2 separate regions of the Homo sapiens genome follow, and region 2 is linked to region 1. A link is a loop called in an ENCODE intact Hi-C map of the cell type or tissue named here. Cell type or tissue: mammary epithelial cell. All regions are shown on one strand. Links, peaks and the distances in the headings refer to the core of each region. The heading gives the core; the rest is flanking DNA. Region 1 has its middle 58 kb from the start of BCO1. Region 2 has its middle 31 kb from the start of GCSH.

Evidence for each region. Hi-C counts contacts between places; a loop is a spot of excess contacts. Peaks named below come from ENCODE experiments on the same cell type or tissue, not always from the same donor. Only the 100,000 strongest peaks of a DNase experiment are listed, where the experiment ranks them.
Region 2: it touches region 1 in a loop (6-fold over the local background); 3 of 110 quality-filtered maps call a loop at or near these places.

The regions. Positions count from the first base shown.
Region 1 is chr16:81,175,979-81,185,163 of GRCh38, forward strand. It overlaps the pseudogene PKD1L2. Among named protein-coding and RNA genes, the nearest start is that of BCO1, 58 kb to the right of the region's middle. In mammary epithelial cell, for the core only: no CTCF peak of the experiment used is centred there; a DNase peak (open chromatin) is centred at 5,433; H3K27ac peaks cover 711 bases.
Region 2 is chr16:81,121,626-81,133,859 of GRCh38, forward strand. It overlaps the pseudogene PKD1L2. Among named protein-coding and RNA genes, the nearest start is that of GCSH, 31 kb to the left of the region's middle. In mammary epithelial cell, for the core only: no CTCF peak of the experiment used is centred there; a DNase peak (open chromatin) is centred at 5,626.

The sequences.
Region 1 (9,185 bases), core at 872-8,871:
CCATAAAAAATTGCAGGAAAAACATCCCATTTACAGTTTTTTTTTTAAAAAAAGTCAAGGTGGTAAACCAAATTATAAGAGGAAGAAAAAGAAGGAGGAGGAGGAGGAGGAGCAACAATGACAACTTAAAACTTAGCTCAGGGGCGAGGAGTTCAAGACCAGCCTGGGCAAATTAGGAAGACGTTGTTTCTACAAAAAAAAGTAAAAATTAGGTCTCGAACTCCTGACCTCAGGTGATCCACCCACCTTAGCCTCCCAAAGTTCCTGGGATGACTGACATGAGCCACCACGCCCAGCCTGGGACTCGTTTTTATGTAGCCACACTTTCCTGCCTCCGTGCTCACTTGGATGATGGGGGAGAGGTACTAAAGAGGAATAGCCTATTGGAATTAGGGCAGCTGTCCTGGCCTTTCCCTCTGGCGGGACGCAGTTTGAAATAACATCCACTTACCTTGCTTGAACTTTTTCCTTTCAGACTCAGCCCCATTCACAGCCCTCTTAACGGTGATGCATTTCCACATCTATTAGACAGGGCGCTCGTGAAAACTACACTCTCTTAGGTATTACAATAGCTGACGTGCACTTTCCCTAATCAAGGTGTAGTGTTTATGCCGTTGTGATGTTTGATGCTGGATTTGGGGGACCATCCTGGCAACACTACTGGTGGCTGACTTTGGTGGAAATTTACAATCTGATTAGAGCATTTTCAGAGCACAGAATGACAAAGCTCTCCCGGGCGTGTGGCTTACATCTGTAATCCCAGCACTTTGGGAGGCCGAGGCAGGCAGATCACCTGAGGTCAGGAGTTTGAGACTAGCCGGGCTAACATAGTGAAACCCCATCTCTACTAAAAATACAAAAATTAGCCGGGTGTGGTGGCGGGCACCTGTAATCTCAGCTACTCGGGAAGCTGAGGCAAGAGAATCGCTTGAACCCGGGAGGCTGAGGTTGCAGTGGGCCGAGATCGTGCCACCACACTCCAGCCTTGGCAACAAGGCAAAACTCTGTCTCAAAAAAAAAAAAAAAAAAAGAAGAAGCCAAAGCCCAGTGGGTGGAGATCAGGGCTCAGATGAGCCCTCCAAGGACCAATCACTCTCCAAATGGAAGAATAAATGCAATGTGAGTGGCTCCCTCATCTCTCCTGCTAATGCCCTGTGGCTGTCCTGGGGTGTGAGTGGTTAGGGTGAAAGCAGGGAGACTGTGTAGGGTTTTATGCATTGTGGATGGGGTCTTCCATGTTTGTCACCTGTACACCTTTGCAAAAATGTTCTTTCAGTTCAGCTAGTCCTGCAATTATCACCCATTCCCTGGGGCTGCTTGCAAAGCAGCGTCAATGAAATTGTTGAAGATTCTGTTAACCAGACCCATCTCTGTCTTCCTGAATAGCTCCAGGCTTCTGGGAGTCCCAGCTACTACAAGTGTGTGTGTGTGTGTGTGTGTGTGTGTGTGTGTGTGTGTGTGTGTGTGTGTGTGTGTGTGTGTGTGGTGAGCAGGGGTTGGGGGATGGTGTCTTGGTGGTGGCCCCACATGGTCATACTTTTGGGTATCCTCGTTCATTTCACTCCATCACTGTCCCCCACGCCAGGGCAATGGATTTTGGCTTCCAGTTGTGGAAGAGCTATTGATGAGACCTTCTTCTCATGTCTCTGTGGACTGATGGCTGAGTCAGTGTCTTGAGGCTAGGGGTTGAGGTTTAGGGGAGCCCTCATCCTACCAACCTCTCTCGCACACGGAACATATTCTTTGCAGCTCCCAGAGAGAACAGGCCCCTGTTCTGCAAGAAGATGAGCCCAGGAGCTGAGGGAAGAGCAGAGTCTTCAGCCGGTACCTGATTCCAGACAGAAGCAGAACTCCAGGGGTCCCAGGGCTGTGGAGGCGTTGCAGAAGATGGCAAAGCTCGTCAGAACGGTGCCCTCCTCTGGGGCAATAGTGCAGGCAGGCACCTCACGGGGAGGCACAGTGCTGATCACATAGGTGTCCTCCCCATAGGCATGCCTGGTCAGTGCTGGGAGTAAAGAGAGATCATGTTCAGGGGGCCACGTGGGGCCCACAAACTCCATCCTGCTGTTAGATTGCCCCCTGAGCTCATTAAACACAAAGATTCTTGGGCTCTACTTCAAACCCAGAACTTCAGACATCTCTGGATCTGGGAAGAGCCCAGAAATGTACATATCTAACAATTAAACAATGAAACCCCAAAACAACTCCCCCTGATGCAAGGGATCCCAGGGCCTCACTTTGAGAAACTGGGCAGAGATAGGGGAAGATAATTAGACAGACCTGAGCTTGAATTTTAGTTCTGCCATTTGTTAACCGAGTGACCTCAGACTTGACCTTTTCTTTTCCAATTTTGTTTTCCTAATTTTTTTTCTTTTTAGAGATAGGGTCTTGCACTGTCACCTAGGCTAGAGTCCAGTGGTGCAATCATAACTTACTATAGCCTTGAACTCCTACACTTAAGTGATTCCACTGCCTTGGCCTCTCGAGTCAGCTAGAACCACAGGAGTACACCATTACGGCTGGCTAATTTTCTAATTTTTGTAGAGACAGGGTCTCGCTCTGTTGCCAGGGCTGGTCTTGAACTCCTGGCCTCAAGGGATCCTCCCGCCTCAGCCTCCCAAAGTGCTGGGATTACAGGCATAAGCCACTGGACCCGGGCTGAGAACTTGACCTTTTTGAGAGTCAGTTCCTCATCTGTAGAATGAGGCTGATGATAATAGCTTCCGCACAAAGATCTTGTGAGGTGGGAGTATGCTGGGAAAATGCTCAAGATCACAGAGCCAGGAAAGACCAGAACCAGGATCCGGAAACAGGCTGAGCCCACCCCGAAGCCCACACTCTTCCCAGGCGCCGAGATCACTGTTAAGAGCCACGAGTGGACCTGCAGTCACATCCCACATCACCTGGAGTAGCCACCTACATTTTCAGAGAGCGCATGCCTGGAAGAGCTGGGCATAAAGAGAATTTGAACCCATAAAAACTCATTCCTTGGCCTAGACCCAATTCGGAAAGTTTGGGGTGGACCCAAGAGTGTGCATGTTTAACTAATTCCTTGTTTATCCTGATGTGCATGGTCTGTGGGCCACTTCGGGAAAAATGGAAGCAAAGCAATCCTTCCTAAAAAGAATCATCACCTCCATTGTTTGTGTGTTTGAGAATCTATGTTTCTCACACAGGGCTTGTTTTAAACGAGAAGCCCTGAACAATCCTGGCAGGGTGTACAGGTTGCACGACCCCAGAATGACCTGCTTGTAACACTGGGGTTATCTCATTCATCCTGCAAAATAACCATTCTGAGGCAGGCATTTCGATTATCCCAGTTTATATGTCAGGAAACTGAGGCATAGAGAGGCGAAATCCTCTGCCTAGAGTCTCCCACGTAGAAAGCGGAAGTGGTGCGATTTACACCAGAGCCTGCGCTGTGGCCTCTGCACTAAGCTGATGCCCTGGCTGGGTATGGTGACTCACAGCTGCCATCCCAGCACTTCAGGAGGCTGGGACAGGAGGATCGTTTGGCTCCAGGAGTTCAGGACCAGACTGGGCAACATAGTGAGATCACATCTCTCTATTTCAATATTTAAAAGAAAAATAAACTGACACCCAATATCTGAGTGTTTCTGGGTTTATCTGGGTTCCCTGAGAGGAGATAAAAGGGAGGTTTCGCACCTGTGGCTCTGATTCGGATGACCTCTCCCCGGGACTGCAGAAACGAGCTGTTCAACAGCAACGTGGAGGTGTTGCTCTGGAGGAGGGTTAAGGACCTTGGCCAAAATCCTCTGAGTCTGCAGGCATCCAGGAGGGGCTCAGCCTGAAAGACAGGATGGCCCAGGGCTGCTGACGCTACAGCCAGGCCACAGGACTGCAGCAGGACAGTGGCTTCTGGGTGCTAGACAGCCTTTCAGATTTATTACTGATGAACGGAGGACAGGCAGCCCCAGCTCCCCAAGAAGTCACCTGGAATATACACTTTCCAGCCTCACTGCGGTGTCTGTCTTAGATTGGGCTCCCCGGAAGCAGAGCCTGAGATGGGGATTTGTGTGCAGGTTATTTATTTGTTTATTTTTGAGCCAGGCACAGTGGCTCACACCTCTAATCCCAGCACTTTGGGAGGCTGAGGTGGGTGGATCATCTGAGCTCAGGAGTTCAAGACCAGCCTGGCCAACATGGGGAAACTCTGTCTCTACTAAAAATACGAAAATCAGCCGGGCATGGTGTTATGTGCCTGTAATCCTGGCTACTTGGGAGGCTGAGGCAGGAGAATTGCTTGAACCCAGGAGGCAGAGGTTGCAGTGAGCTGAGATTGTGTCATTGTACTCCAGCCTGGGTGACAGAGTGAGACTCTGTCTCAAAAAAAAAAAAAAATTAAAAAGAAAATATTTTTGAGACGGAGTCTCACTCTGCTGCCCAGGCTAGAGTGCAGTGTATGATCTCTGTGCACTGCAACCTCTGCCTCCCAGGTTCAAGTCATTCTCCTGCCTCGGCCTCCCAAGTAGATAGAATTATAGGCACGCATCACCATACCCCGCTAATGTTTTCGTATTTTTAGTAGAGACGGGGTTTCACCATGTTGGCCAGGCTGGTCTCAAACCCCTGACCTCAGGTGATCTGCCTGCCTCGGCCTCCCAAAGTGTTGGGATTAAAGGCTTGAGCCACCATATCCAGCCTTGTGTGCAGGTTATTGATGGAAGGAGGATTCACAGGGAAAAGCAGTGCAGAGAGGGAAACAGCAGAGAACAAAACAAGGCAAAAAACAGTTACTGGAGGCATCCAGCCTCTGCCTGGTCACACGGAGAGCCCTGAAGTGTAAGTTGCACAACTGAAATCACCCTACCTGGGGACAGAGAAGCTGGGCTATTAGACCCTCCACCCATCAGTCGTTGGCCAATGGTCAGGCCACAAAAGCTGGAGTTAGGATCGTCCGCCTGGGAAGCAGGACTTTTGCTGAGATGCCAAGAGCACCCGCTGCAAAGTTTCTCCAGAGCTTATGCTCCTTTGTGCCCATTTGCCCTGCTGTCAATTCCCTGATTTTCTCCCCAGCCCAATACCCTGAGTCCCACACCACAGGCTCTGAATGGAATTGACCCAACCCTGGCCCAGTACCGGGCATGCGACACGGGTGTGCTGAAAGCGCAAGGGAGATTTCCATTCTTGAGTGGTTGTCACTGTGCTCACCTGCTCTGTTGGGGTGTTGTCCAAATACCAGCTGAACATAGCCACTGGAGAGTCCTCCCCCATGGTGACCCTGAGCAGAATGTCTTTGCTGGCATTAACTGGCCTGCAGTTCCTCTCACAGCTGAAAGGCAGACAGAGGACAGAGTGAGGAAGCTCCCCGAGGCATTGCTATCATCTGGATGTTTGTCCCCTGAAACCTCATGTTGAAATATGATCCCCAATGTTGGAGGCGGGGCTTCATGGGAGGTGTTTGGGTCATGGGGTTGGATTCCTCATGACTGGATGAATGCCTCCCTCGGGAGCGAGTTCTTGCTCTATTAGTCACCACCGGAGCTGGTTGCTAAAAAGATGGCCGGGAGCAGTGGCTCACGTCTGTAATCCCAGCACTTTGAGAGGCCCAGGCGGGCAGATCATGTGAGGTTAGGAGTTTGAGACCAGCCTGGCCAACATGGTGAAACCCTGTCTCTACTAAAAATACAAAAATTAGTGGGATGTGGTGGTGGGTGCCTGTAGTCCCAGCTACTCGGGAGTCTGAGGCAGGAGAATCATTTGAACCAGGGAGATGGAGGTTGCAGTGAGCCAAGATCACACCACTGCACTCCAACCTGGGTGACAGAGTAACACTCCATCTCCAAAAAAAAAAAAAAAAAAAAAGAGCCTGGCACCTCCCACCCTTCTCTGCACACACCAGGTCCCCTTCATCTTTCACTGTAAGTGGAAGCAGCCTGAGGCCCTTATCAGATACAGATGTCCAGTCTTGGATTTTCCAACCATAAGAATCATGAGCCAAATAAATCTCTTTTCTTCTTTCTTTTCTTTTTCTTTTCTTTTTTTTTTTTTTTTTGAGACAGAGTCTCGCTCTGTCGCCCAGGCTGCAGTGCAGTGGCGCGATCTTGGCTCACTGCAACCTCTGCCTCCCAGATTCAAGCAATTCTCCTGCCTCAGCCTCCTGAATAGCTGAGATTACAGACAGGCACCACCATACCCAACTAATTTGTATTTTCAGTAGAGACAGCGTTTTGCTGTGTTGGCCTGGCTGGTCTTGAACTCTTGGCTTCAAGTGATCCACCCGCCTCAACCTCCCAAAGTGCTGGGATTACAGGCATGAGCCACTGCGCCCAGCCAACCATTTTTCTGTATAAATTACCTAGCCTCAGATATTCCTTTATAACAATGCAAAATGGGCCGGGCGCGGTGGCTCACACCTGTAATCCCAGCACTTTGGGAGGCCGAGGCTGGTGGATCACGAGGTCAGGAGATCGAGACCATCCTGGCTAACACGGTGAAACCCCGTCTCTACTAAAAATACAAAAAATTAGCCAGGCGTGGTGGCAGGCGCCTGTAGTCCCAGCTACTCGGGAGGCTGAGGCAGGAGAATGGCGTGAACCCGGGAGGCGGAGCTTGCAGTGAGCCGAGATAGCGCCACTGCACTCCGGCCTGGGTGAAAGAGCAAGACTCCGTCTCAAAAAAAAAAAAAAAAAAAAAAAAAATGCAAAACGGACTCAGACAGGCATTGTGACCACTGGCCTGGTCTTTTGTCCAGTCCTTCTCAAGTCCTTTGAGAGGGTAGGAAATGGCCCTTTTTCAAATTAAAGATGGAATAAAAGCCGCCCCTGCCCCAACCAACACTGGGACGTAGCCTTGGTTGTGAAGATGGACTGAGTCATGGCCTGACTGAATTCCCATGTCATTCACTGACAGCGTAATGATACGGAAGGTGAATGAGGCTGAGACAGGACCTGGGTTCTAATCCTGTCCTTGTCACTTATGAAGGGTCACCTTGTGTGCATCACTTAAACTTTTTTTTTTTTTTTTTTTTTTTTTGAGACTGAGTCTCACTCTATCGCCCAGGCTAGAGTGCAGTGGCACGATCTCGGCTCACTACAACCTCCACCTCCTGGTTCAAGAGATTCTCCTGCCTCAGCCTCCCGAGTAGCTGGGATTATAGGCGCTCACCACCATGCCCGGCTAACGTTTGTATTTTTTTAGTAGAGACAGGGTTTCACTGTGTTGGCCAGGCTGGTCTTAAACTCCTGACCTCAGGTGATCCGCCCGCCTCGGCCTCCCAAAGTGCTGGGATTACAGGTATGAGCCACCATGCCCAGCCGAATCACTTAAACTCTCTAAGCCTCAGTTTCCTCACCTGCAAAATGAGGGGATAGCCTAGATAATTTCTGTGATTCTTTTTAGTTCAGATAATAGTAAACTAATGCTGTGGTTCAACAGCACGCCTGCCATGCACACATTACTTCCATTGTCTCTAGCTTGTCCAATGCTCACAATAGCCCTATGAGTGACATATTAGCATCCCCACATCACAGGTGAGCTAACCAGGCCCCGAGAGCTTATGTGATTTGTCCTAAGTGATGTAACTTCTAAGTGGGCAGATAGAATGTGAACCATCGTGTCTGGATCCAAACTCTTGGCCTTCTCTATAATGTCTCTGTGAAGGCCAAAGCAACTCCATTTCAGATGCTAATCTGCCACGTTGACTACTGATTAACCCCAATTCCAGGAATGCCTCTAAGATTTCTATTCTCTCTACAGTTCTTTGTGTAAGAGCATGTACTTACTATGAGTGCTGCCCTGAAAGAGATTCACATAGTATTCTTACCTTTCCCTACGACTGTCCTACACATTCCTTTCCTATGGTATATAAGCCCTGGTTCTGGCGGGTAATGGCGCTGGCTTTCACCATCTTGTCTTGCAGCTGCCCTAGACATCATGGTTTCTGTTCGCAAGTCTCAATTAAATGTTTCTTTCTAAGAAACTAAATTTGTCAGCTTCTTTCTCTGGCCTCTCTGCTTCCTCGAACTTTGCGGGAAGGTTTGCATAGACCTGCCCTCCACAGGACGGTCCCCCAGTTTCCCCTTTGGTCTGAACTTGATGACAGCTCTTGAACTTCCTACTTATCTCCTCATGTCTGCCCTAGTCCAAGTGTGCAGGACATTCTCTATCTGCCTCTCCAATCCAGTCTCCTCCCACGTGCGGCTCTGACCTGGGAGACTGAGCTCTATACACTGCATCACCCAAGCTGCCACACCCTCCAGCTTCTAACTGGGTCCAGCCAATGGGAACCATTGATAGAGGATTGGAGGGTGAGAGGAGAGAGTTTGGGGAATTTATTCACGGCTTTCCCTGCTCTTTTCCCTGATGGGCTGCAGGTGAGAGATGCTGTGCTTCTCCAACCAAGGCCACAGCTCCCTACGTATGTAGTCCTGCCTAATCTTACCTCTGCATTCCTGGGGGTGATAATGGCTTCCCTTGGTTGTAGTCCTGCCTTGTCGCCCCTGCTTCATTGCCTTATACCTGCCCTCACCTGTAAATAGTCCCTTCATCAGCTCTCTTCCATTCATTCCTGGTTTGGCTGAGCCATCAGCTTCCTGCAGGGACTGGCTGATAGTCCAAGCAAACTTGACCTCCTACCTTGACTCCTGCAAGAGCCTGGGCAATCTCCCTGGGTCTTCTCTTGCCCTCTTCCAAGTCATTCTCCACTGAGCCACCAGAGCATATTGAAGTCACATGCTTAGAACTCTTGGTTGCTTGGCTTGGCATGGTGGCTCATTCCTGTAATCCCAGCAATTTGGGAGGCCGAGGCAGGTGGGTCACCTGAGGTGAGGAGTTTGAGACTAGCCTATCCAACATGGTGAAACCCTGCCTCTACAAAAAATACAAAAATTAGCTGCGCACGGTGGCATGTGTGCCTGTAATCCCAGATACTCAGGAGTCTGAGGCACGAGAAATGTTTGAACCTGGGAGGCGGAGGCTGCAGTGAGCTGCGATGGTGCCACTGCACTCCAGCCTGGGTGACAGAGTGAGACTCCATTTCAAAAAAATAAAAATAAAAATAAAGAACTCTTGGGTGGTTTCTCTGTATCACTCTTAGGAAAAAGGCTAAAATCTTGATATGACCGGCAAGGCCCCACTTGAGCCAGGCCCTGCCTACACTACCAGCTCCTTCCCACCCTTCTCTTCTCCATCCTCAGGACATTGGCCTCTTTCGCTCCCTGATG
Region 2 (12,234 bases), core at 1,730-9,729, 53 kb before region 1:
AGCTCTGCCGCTACCACGAAGGGGTGCCAGCCGTCGGTGAAGGGGTACAGGCGGAGGCTCTGCAGGGCCGCGTGCGTAAAAAAGGTGCCTGGGGAGCAAAGTGCGTTCTGCTCACTCTGGGCCACCTGGTTGCTCAGAGCCATGGCTTCTGACAGGAGCCATCAGGTCAGATGACTCAAGCTCAACCCCCTGAGGGCTGGCTGTGGCCAAGGAAAAGCCAAAGTTATTTCAGACCCGAAGGACTGAACGTGGACACGTGGTAGACACCGAAGACAGCGGATGCAACAGAAGGGGCGGAGGGGCTGCAGTGGAAGGTTCTCCCCTCCCCTCGGCATTTGATGTTGGCCTTTTGGGCACAGACACCTCCAGATAAAGCACATCCACCCATATAATGACAATTGACTCCCACTTGGCTCATTTAAAGCCATTTTGGGCCGGGCCCAGGGGCTCACGCCTCTAATCCCAGCACTTTGAGAGGCTGAGGTGGGCAGATCATAAGGTCCGGAGATTGAGCTCATCCTGGCTAACGTGGTAAAACCCCGTCTCTACTAAAAATACAAAAAGTTAGCCAGGTGTGGTGGCAGGCACCTGTAGTCCCAGCTACTCGGGAGGCTGAGGCAGGAGAATTGCTTGAACCCAGGAGGCAGAGGTTGCAGTGAGCCGAGATCACACCATTGCACTCCAGCCTGGGTGACAGAGAAGGACTGTGTCTCAAAAAAAAAATAAAAATAAAAAAAGATACACAGGTAAACCCAAAAAGGATTTGGAAGAAACTATTAGCAATGCGGAATGACAATGGAAATTGAAAGCCCTTCAGTTTTCACAGTTCTGAATTTTGTTTTTAAAACACAAACATATATTCCTTTTTTTTTTTTTTTTTTTTTGAGATGCAGTCTTGCTCTTGTTCCCCAGGCTGGAGTGCAATGGCACAATCTCGGCTTACTGCAACCTCCACCTCCTGGGTTCAAGTGATTCTTCTGCCTCAGCCTCCTGAGTATCTGGGATTACAGGTGCCCGCCACCACGCCCAGCTAATTTTTGTATGTTTAGTAGAGACGGGGTTTCGCCATGTTGGCCAGGCTAGTCTTGAACTCCTGACCTGGTGATTTGCACCCCCCCCCACCCGGCCAATGGCCTCCCAAAGTGCTGGGATTACAGGTGTGAGCCACCATTCCCGGCCTATATTACTTTTATCATTAAAAACGTAATCTAATATTTTCTAAAAGTTTGGTATTCACTGGAGAGGAGGTTGGCTTTTAGGTAAATTGACCATCAGCTGAATAGACTATAGATTGGTTTTTAGAAGACTGTGATCAGCATTTTAAAGGGGGAAGGAGGCATGAGGAAGAATAAATAGAATAGAACACAAAATATGAGAGCCCATCACATGTAGTTTTTTGTTTTTTAAATTTTATAGAGACCAGGTCTCACCATGATGCCCAGGCTGGTCTTGGACTCCTGGGCTCAAGGAGTCCTCCCACCTTGACCTCCCAAAGTGCTGGGATCATGGGGGCGAGCCCGGCCTCATGGAGTTAAAGTACATGTTATTTGTGAACATTTCATCTTGGTTGCATGTGTGCTGGATTATGTTGTAAAACGTACTTTGTGCTGTGCACTGATGTATGGTGAAATATATATTAGGTGATATGATCTGTTACATCACATTCTCCCTCGCCGTCACTGCCAGGTCACCACCCCCAACCCCAGCAGACAGGGAAGCTCGGGATTAGGCAATGGATAAGCTGCCTTTGGACTCTGAATAGGCTGTTTTACGATAACTTGGGCGACTAGGCCAGAAAGATGGGAAGAATTAGGGTGGAGGGCCCTAATGCTTTGCCTTTGGGGGCCCAGGGACTCATGGCTGCAAGGATAACCAAGATCCACACCTAGATTCACTAAATAAGTATTTGCTCTGGAGCTCTGGCCCTGGGGTGGCTGCACCTAGGTAGGTCAGGAGCCCCAGCCCAGGGGAAGGAGTATATGTCTTCTGGAGCCCTGCAGAGGGTTCCCAGGCGAGGCTGCCCACCCAGAGCGCTGGTCTCTAGCGTCAGCGTGACAATGCAGAACAGGTTGACGTTGGCGTTGTAGACAGTGGACTCCACAAACACAGCTCTGGTCAGGGCGTCCAGCCAGGTGTTGTCAAAGAGATAGCGGAGAATTCTGCAGGAAAGAGTGGCATTGGGTCATTGCTATCCTGCAGGGGCTCCATGTCCCGGCAGCCCCTTGACTGAGGCCAGTACTTCCTGTCTCAACTTCTCCCTCTGTTTCTGCTCTGCTCCCTGGGCCACCAGGCCAACAGAGCTGCTGCTGGGAGTGGTCACATTTTGTAGCCCACGCTGTGATATGGTGGCACCCCTCATCTCCTGGCCATCAGAGCAGAGATTCTCAAAGTGTAGTGCCCACACCAGCAGCATCAGCATCACCTGGGAACTTGTTGGAAATACAGATTTTCAGGCCCGCCCTAGACCTGCTGAGTCAGACACTCTCAGGGGAGCCCAGAATGCGTGTTTTGATGAGCCCGCCAGGATTTGGATTTTTTTTTTTTTTTTTTTGAGACGGAGTCTTGAACTGTCGCCCAGACTGGAGTGCAGTGGTGCGATCTCGGCTCACTGTAAGCTCTGCCTCCTGGGTTCACGCCATTCTCCTGCCTCAGCCTACCGAGTAGCTGGGACTACAGGTGCCTGCCACGGCACCCGGCTAATTTTTTGTATTTTTAGTAGAGGCGGGGTTTCACCGTGTTAGCCAGGATAGTCTCGATCTCCTGACTTCGTGATCCGCCCGCCTCGGCCTCCCAAAGTGCTGGGATTACAGGCGTGAGCCACCACGCCCAGCCTTGGATGCTTTTTACGGTTTGAGAGCCATGGTGTTAGAAGAATCATAGTCCGGGTGCGGTGGCTCACATCTGTAATCCCAGCAGTTTGGGAGGCTGAGGCAGGTGGATCACCTGAGGTCAGGAGTTTGAAACCAGCCTGGCCAACATGGTGAAACCCCGTCTCCACTAAAAATACAAAAATACAAAAATTAGCCAGGTGTGACCGGGTGCGGTGGCTCACGCCTGTAATCTCAGCACTTTGGGAGGCTGAGGTGGGTGGATTATCTGAGGTCAGGACATCGAGACCAGCCTGAACAACATGGTGAAATTCCGTCTCTATTAAAAATACAAAAATTCGCTGGGCGTGGTGGCGCATGCCTGTAATCCCAGCTTCTCAGGAGGCTGAGATGGGAATTGTTTGAACCAGGGTGGCAGAGGTTACAGTGAGCCGAGATCACGCCACTGCACCTCAACCTGGGTGACAGAGCGAGACTCTGTCTCAAAAAAAAAATAAAAAAGAAAAAATTAGCTGCAGTGGTGTATGCCTGTAATCCCAGCTACTCAGGAGGCTGAGGCATGAAAATTGCTTGAGGCTGAGACAGGAGAATCATTTGAACCCAGGAGGCAGAGGTTGCCATGAGTCAAGATCATGCCACTGCACTCCAGCCTGGGTGACGGTGTGAGACTGTCTCAAAAGAAGAAAAAAGGGCCAGGCATGGTGGCTCACACCTGTAATCTCATCACTTTGGGAGGCTGAGGCAGGCAGATCACCTGAGGTCAGGAGTTTGAGATCAACCTGGCTAACATGGTGAAACACTGCCTCTACTAAAAATACAAAAACTTTAGCCAGGCGTGGTGGCACACGCCTGTATTCTCAGCTACTCAGGAGGCTGGGGCAGGAGAATTGCTTGAACCTGGGAGGTGGAGGTTGCAGTGAGCTGAGATCACATCAAAGCACTCCAGCCCGGGCAACAGAGCAAGACTCTGTCTCCGAAAAAAAAAAAAAAAGAAATAAAGAAAAAGAAGAAAAGGAGGCTGGGCTGATGGCTCACGCTTGTAATCCCAGCACTTTGGCATGCTGAGGTGGACGGATCACCTGAGGTCAGGAGTTCAAGACCAGCCTGGCCAACATGGTGAAACTCCACCTCTACTAAAAATACAAAAATTAGCTGGGTGTGGTGGCGTGCACCTGTAATTCCAGCTACTCAGGAGGTTGAGGCGGGAGAATCACTTGAGCCCAGAAGCAGAGGTGGCAGTGAGCTGAGATCACGCCATTGCACTCCAGCCTGGGCAACAAGAGCAAGACTCTGTCTCAAAAATAAATAAATAAATAAATAAATAAATAAGAATCATATAAAACATCAGGGGCTTAGGCAAGCAGCTCCCATGAGCTCCTGGAGATCTGTCAGCCTGGTGTGGTGGAAAGAGCACATGCCCTGAAGGTGGTGGAGGGACCTGGGTTCAAATCTTGGCTGCCTCCTGGACAAGCTAATAACTTCTCCAGGCCTTGGTTTCCTCATCTGCCATGGTGTGGTTTTTTGTTGGTTTTTTGTGTTTATGAGACAGGGTATTGCTCTGTTGCTCAGAATGGGGTGCAATGGCAATCATCCCTCACTGCAGCCTCCACCTCCCAGGCTCATGTGATCCTCCCACCTCAGCCTCCCAAGTTGCTGGGACCACAGGTGCGTACCCCCATGCCCAGGTAATTTGTTATCTTTTTTAGAGGCAGAATCTCAGTATGTTGTCCAGGCTGGTCTCAAATTCCTGGGCTCAAGCAATCCCCCTGTGTCAGCCTCCCAAAGTGCTGGAATTATAGGTGTGAGCCACTGTGCCCGGCTCTACAACGGTGTTAACACCAGTGCCTTCAGATCATTTAGAGAACATGGAGGGATGTGTGTGCATGTGCGTGTGTGTGTTGTGTGTGTGTAGTAATGATAGTTGTTATTACTTCCAGTAATAATGATGGGCCTGTAATATGCTGTGTCCCCAGTGGGTCTGCATCCTGCTTGGTACATAGCAGCAGATAGAGAGAGAATATGTTTTTTTTTTTTTTTTGAGACAGAGTTTCGCTCTTGTTGCCCAGGCTGGAGTGCAATGGCGCAACCTTGGTTCACTGCAACCTCTGCCTCCCGTATTCAAGCGATTCTCCTGCCTCAGCCTCCTGAGTAGCTGGGATTACAGGCACCCACCACTAATTTTTTGTATTTTTAGTAGAGATGGGGTTTCTCCATGTTGGCCATACTGGTCTCGAACTCCTGACCTCAGGTGCTCCTTCTGCCTTGGCCTCTCAGAGAGCTGAGATTACAGGCATGATCACTGCACCCAGCCACCAGAGAGAGAATATCTGCAGTCAGTCCAATTAGCAGGAAAAATGCCTCTTATTCCGAAATCGACTATTCCTGGCCTTTCCTTAACCCCAGGAGACCCTGTTTGTAGACAGAGTACAGGCTACACCATCATAAACCACCTTGGTGCAATGATCATACAATGGAGGAAACTGAGGTTCACGCGGGTCTGCTGATTTGCTTGGGCTACACAGCTAAAAGGAGCAGCGCCAGGGTTTCAAATCTAGGTCTCTTGTCTCAAGGGCATGTTGAGTCAGTCTTCACGGACCCTGAGCATCCCTGCACGTTCTTACTGGGTATTCTAGGAATGCAAGGCCGTGGCTGTGCTTTAGCCAAGTCACTTCTTAGGGCTGTATTTGCAGTGTGCAACCTTGTGGGATGAGGTGATGCCTTCCTTTGGACAAAGAGTAGGCTTCTTTCTGCTGCTGTAAAAGCATCAAATGCCCCCAGGCTCTGTATTGCAGGCACATGCAGGCATCTTTCACGGCCCTTTGTGGGCAACTGACTCAGACCAGTGTAATGTTCTGCTATGACTTTTGCTGTAACAAAATCCTTTGTCTCTGACCCAGGAATATTGCGTATTCTGCCAGCATCCGTGAAACAGTTAACAGGCTAGCTTGTTGGCTTACAAGTAGGGTAAAACCTCAAATTTTGCATAATTCTTGACAGATCCTTAACTAATTCCCTCTTGCCTAAGGGTGGACTGCTTTGAGTGGTAGTGAGCTCCCCATCTCTGGCCTGGCTCTAGCAGAAGCAACCAGGCTGTGAATGCTAGAGAGAGACTTTCCTTCCAATTCTGAGATGGCTTAGTTCCCAGGGACCTGAAAATACAACCTGCATGATTCTGTATCCTACAAGCCCTCCCACAAGGACCTGAATGAACTTGGCTCAGCCCTGTTTGGAAGACTACATTCCCCAAGCAGATGTGGACTCTAGCAAAAGACTTTACTCAGCTACAAATGAATCAAGTCAACCTTACCTTGACGTGCTTTGGCGATCAGTCCCCAAGGGGACCACGTAGCCTCCTCCCCGGTACACAGTGAGTTTGCCCCAGATGGGATACCCTTGACGTTGGTCCTGGCTCTGGTACTGCCATTACTGAGGGTGGTGGCATTCCAGCCTTCCCCATAGTCTGCCATGTCTTCAGCATCCAGGGAATATGGTGCACGGCATCCGTTGAGATATGCCTGCGGCTGCTGGGCAAGAGGGCAAGAGCTTTCCTGGACCCTCACTTGACGAATCTGGGCACTGCCAACCAGCTTGGAGTTCCCATCAGTGATAAAGCCTAAAAAGAAAAACAAGGTGGGTAAATCTAGCAATCAAAATAATCTTAACACATTCCAAGCTCCCCGGCCTGAGGCTAATGTGAAATTCAGCGTACCCATTATAGAGACAGCCCAGAGAAGTTTATCACCAACTATAGGCTACATTTATCCAAATAACCTCACCATCTCTCCTGCTGGAATCTACTGTGCTTCCGCACAACTTCTCTTAGGGAATGGAACCTGCCACCCCGTCATCCATCTGGATGTGCCTGTGCCCTTTCTCCTCAATCCTCCATCCCACTGGTCACCACATCCTATCCATCCTACTTTTTTCATGTCTTATGTGCCCATCCCGTTCTCTCCATCACCACTGTCCCTGGTCCCTCCCTGCACCAGCCCTCATCCTGTGTCCTCAGCATCCTAACTTGCCACCTCCTCCACCTCTTTTTTTTTTTTTTGAGACAGAGTTTTGCTCTTGTTGCCCAGGCTAGAGTGCAATGGCGTGATCTTGTCTCACTGCAACCTTTGCCTCCTGATTCAAGCAACTGTCCTGCCTCCGCCTCCCGAGTAGCTGGGATTACAGGCGCATGCCACCATGCCCAGCTAATTTTTTGTATTTTTATTAGAGATGGGGTTTCTCCATGTTGGCCAGGCTGGTCTCGGACTCCTGACCTTGGGTGATCCACTCACCTCGGCCTCCCAAAGTGCTGGAATTACAGGTGTGAGCCACGGCGCCCGGCCAACTTGCCCACCCTTTACTCCAACTTCCACATGCTTCCAGAGTGATCCTTCTACACCACAGATTTATGCCATAGCCTCATGTAGAAATTCAGTGGCGCCTCATTTCCTCAAGGATGAGATACACGCTCCTGAGATCCTTCATGATCTGGCCCGTTCATCTTTCCTGCTTTGCTTCTCACTGATCCTTAACTCACATCCTACACGAGAGTCACACCCAACACGCTGTGGTTCCAAGAACACGCATCCCATGGCAAGAGGCTGGGCTTTTCTCGTGTTGTTCATTCTGCCTGGTGCACTGTTTTTGCCTAGCTGGTTCAAGCTCTGTTATCACTCACTTAGGAGGTTCTCCACTCTGCATCGGGGGAAGGGAAGGTGGAGAGTCCCCCCTTGTGCACACCCAGCCTTCTGAGTCCCTCCTTCATAGCATCTGGTCCTGTGGTTATTGATTGGTTTTCTCTCTTCCTTCCTTCCCTCCTTCCTTCCCTCCTTCCTTCCTCTCTCTTTCTTTCCTTCCTTCCTTCCTTCCTTTCCTCCCTTCCTTCCTCCCTTCCTTCCCTTCCTTCCTTCCCTTCCCTCCCTCCTTCCCTCCTTCCCTCCTTCCTTCCTTCCTTCTCTCTCTCTCTCTCTCTTTCTTGACAGTTTCACTCTTGTCACCCAGGCTGGAGTGCAAGGGCGCAATCTCGACTCACTACAATCTCCGCTTCTCAGGTTCAAGCGATTCTCCTGCCTCAGCCTCCTGAGTAGCTGGGACTACAGGCACGTGCAAACACACCCAGCTAATTTTGTATTTTTAGTAGAGATGGGATTTCACGTTGGCCAGGCTGGTCTCAAACTCCTGACCTCACGTGATCCACCTGTCTTGGCCTCCCAAAGTGCTGGGATTACAGCCGCAAGCCACCACGCCTGGGGTTTTACTGGTTTTCTTTTCTTTTCCCTCCCTCCCTCCCTCCCTCCCTCCCTTCCTTCCTCTCTCTCTCTCTCTCTTTCTTTCATGGAGTCTCACTTCTTCACCCAGGCTGGAGTGCAATGGCGTGATCTTAGCTCACTGTAACCTCTGCCTCCCAGGTTCAAGCAATTCTCCTGCCCCAGCCTCCCAAGTAGCTGTGTTTACAGGCACGTGACAACACACCTAGCTAATTTTTGTAGTTTTAGTAGAGACGGGGTTTCACCAGGTTGGCCAGGCTGGCCTCAAACTCCTGACCTCAAGTGATCCGCCCGCCTCGGCCTCCCAAAGTGCTGGGATTATAGGCGTAAGCCACTGCACCTGGCCTCTTTTTTTTTTTTTTTTTTTTTAAGACAGAGTCTTGCTCTGTCTCCCAGGCTGGAGTGCAGTGGTGCAATTTTGGCTCACTGCAGGTTCTGCCTCCCGGGCTTAAGCAATCCTCCCACCTCAGCCTCCAGAGTTGCAGGGACTATAGGCATGAGGCATCACATCCAGCTAATTTTTGTATTTTTCAAAGAGGCAGGGTCTTGCCATGTTGCCAGGCTGGTCTCGAATTCCTGGCCTCAAGCAATCCTCCCGCCTCAGCCTCCCAAAGTACTAGGATTACAGGTGTAAGCCACCACACTTGGCCTGGTTTTCTTATGAGGCTGATGCTGACAGTGCCCCACGTCTGTTCCTAGCCAGAAGGCACAAGGAGGCTGACACAGCCCCAGGGCTTCAGGACTTACCTGGGGGGTGACCATACAGGTTACTCACGAGGGTGGTGTTGGCCCACTTGAAGAACTCTCGGAAGCCGAGCACACCTGAAAAGCCCCTGGTGAAGCTGTGCTGGAGGTGTCTGTTGAGGTGGTAGGCGCTGGGGTCCCTCTGCCCGTAGGCCACGAGCAGTAGCATCCACAGGAAGCCCAAGTATGCTGGGGAGGGAGGCACAGTCCCTGCTCAGGCAGGATCCACGACTCCCACCCAGTCCAAGTCAGGAAATGGAAAGGCCTCCTAGACCAGCCCCTCGCCACTGTGGTGACAATGGAACCAATCTTTATAGAGGCAGCGGAGAGGAGTAAAGTCACAGACCATGGGATCTCCTGCCTGGGTCCAAATCCCAGCTCTGCGACATCTCATCCAGGCGCCCTTCACAAGTGAGTCTATCCTTCCATGCCTCACTCTCCCCATCTATGAAATGGGAATAACAATTCTGTGATGAGGGGATCAGTTAATATTAGAAAGTACTGGCCGGGAGTGGTGGCTTATGCCTGTAATCCCAGCACTTTGGATCACTTGACGCCAGGAGTTCAAGACCAGCCTGGCCAACATGGTGAAACCCTGTTTCTACTAAAAATACAAAAATGAGCCGGGCATTGTGGCGCATGCCTGTAATCCCAGCTACTCAGGAGGCTGAGGCAGAAGAATCGCTTGAACCTGGGAGGCGGATGTTGCAGTGAGCTGAGATCATGCCACAGCACTTCAGCCTGGGTGACAGAACAAGACTCCATCTCAAAAAAAAAAAAAAAAAATTAGAAATCACATAAAACAGTGTCTGCAGGCCGGGCATGGTGGCTCACGCCTGTAATACCAGCACTTTGGGAGGCCAAGACGGGTAGATCACCTGAGGTCAGAAGTTCGTGACCAGCCTGGCCAACATGGTGAAACCCCCCCTCTACTAAAAATGCAAAAATTAGCCGGGTATGGTGGTGCACGCCTGTAGTCCCAGCTACCTGGGAGGCTGAGGCAGGAGAATTGCTCTAACCCAGGAGGCAGAGGTTGCAGTGAGCCGAGATCGTGCCACTGCACTCCAGCCTGGGCGACAGAGAGAGACTCCATCTCAGAAAAAAACATAAAAAAACAAAAAACAAAAAAAGAGTGTCTGCTACATTAAGCATTTCTTAAATAGAATTTTAAAAAATGGGGCATTTGCCACGTTGCATGGCTGAGGGTATGGTGGTGAAGACAAACACGTTCCTGCCCTCATGGTGCTCACCTGTCTCGTTGGAGACAGGTGAGTGTGACGTAGAGGATCCTTTAGGTGCAGATATTTAGTGTGGGGGGGTGGACATCACAATAACATGAGGGATCAGGTTCTTAGTGAACCGGAACCTCTGGTTCCTGGGCCTGGGAATCTGTATTCCAAGACTCTCCCCTCTCCCTGCAACCACCTCAGAAGACTTGAATGGATGCCAATGAGTAGGACACTTTGGGGGCGTGCACTATATGCTCTCTCCAAGGTCCACAGTGGGACTGAATCCCAGTGGCCCACCTAAAACCCACCTGTCAGGTACCCTCTGTTGGCTTCCTTCCCTCTCTGCTGCCCTTTCTCCTCCAACCAGTGCTTTCCAGGACTACCTCCCAAATCAGCTACTTGCACCCAAATCTGCTCTGGGAAATCCAGACTCAGAGGCTCCCTGAGGTGTGAAGGCTTTTGACCAGCTGGGCCGGGGAAGCCACGCTGCAGACACAGTGTTTAGGCTGAGATTTAAAGAATATGAGGAATTAGGCCAGGCCCAGTGGCTCACGCATGTAATCTCAGCACTTTAGGAGGCCAAGGAGGGCAGATCACTTGAGGTCAGGAGTTCAAGATCTGCCTGACCATCATGGCAAAACCCTGTCTCTACCAAAAAAACAAAAATTATCTGGGCATGGTGGTGTGCGTTTCTGGTCCCAGCTGCTCCGGAGGCTGAGGCAGGAGAATCGCTTGAACCCAGGAGGCGGAGGTTGCAGTGAGCCGGGATTGTGCCACTGCACTCCAGTCGGAATGACAGAGTAAAATTGTATCTTAAAAAATAAAATAAAAAATTAAATAAAAAATTTAAAAATCTTAGGCCAGGCGTGGTGGCTTATGCCTGTAATCCCAGCACTTTGGGAGGCGGAAGCGAGTAGATCACCTGAGGTCGGGAGTTTGAGACCAGCCTGACCAACATGGAGAAATCCCATCTCTAACAAAAAAAATACAAAATTAGCTGGGCATGGTGGCGCATGCCTGTACTCCCAGCTACTTGGGAGGCTGAGGAAGGAGAATTGCCTGAACCCGGGAGGCGGAGGTTGCATTGAGCTGAGATCGTGCCATTGCACTCCAGCTCAGGCAACAAGAGCAAAACTCTGTCTCAAAAAAAAAAAAAAAAATTAAAAATCTTTAAAAAGGCCGAGCATGGTGGCTCATGCCTGTAATTCCAGCATTTTGGGAGGTCAAAGCAGGCAGATCACCTGAGGCCAGGAGTTCGAGACCAGCCCGGCCAACATGGTAAAACCCTGTCTCTATTAAAAATACAAAATTTAGCCGGGTATCGTGGCGCACGCTTGTAATCCCAGCTGCTCAGGAGGCTGAGGCGAGAGAACGGCTTGAACCCCGGAGGCAGAGGTTGCAGTGAGCCGAGATCGTGCCACTGCACTCCAGCCTAGGTGACAGAGTGAGACTCTGTTTCCAAAAAAAAAATAAACAAATAAATAAATAAGAATAAGAGGAATTAGGCAGAAGAAAAGCTGGGGAGGAGGAGTGAGCAGACTCCAGGCCGATGAGATGGAACTGCCTGGGCAGAAGCCTGGGGTGGGGACAGGGTGCAGGTCGCAGGTGCTATAGAAGCCAATGTGAGGACAACGTGGGTCACGGGAGCCGGGAGCGGGCACTTGAAGCGGGTAGAGCCACAGGAGCCGGTTTGAGTTTTGTCGTAAGGGTCATGAGAGGCGACCGAAGGATTTTAAGTGTAGGGGAGAAGCTGGAGTGTGCTGATATCCAGAGAAACTGAGGCCCAAAAGACGAGCGGGACTTATCAAAAATAGCACCGTAAGGGTGTCTGTCTGTTTCAGGCTGTGCTGAGAGCCAGCGAGTGGGAAGGATGCCTACCCAGGATTTCTCTGATGAGGGCAAATGCTTTCTGTTCCTTGAGGTGGGTGGTTTTCATCTTCTCAATGGCAGCGGTGAGAGGTGGCTGGTAGACATCCCTGCTGCTGTTTCTTCGTGCTCGGAACAAGGCATAGGGGTCTGTGGAGGGAAGGACACCAGGACAGCCCCTACGTGTGCAGAGGAGGACAGGCTCTGCGTTTGCAACCATAGGCCCCTCTCTCACCTGCTGCAATGGGCTCTGCGTTCCTCTTCCTTGGGAGTCGTTTCCCAACTCTACCCTCCACACCTCTGTCCATG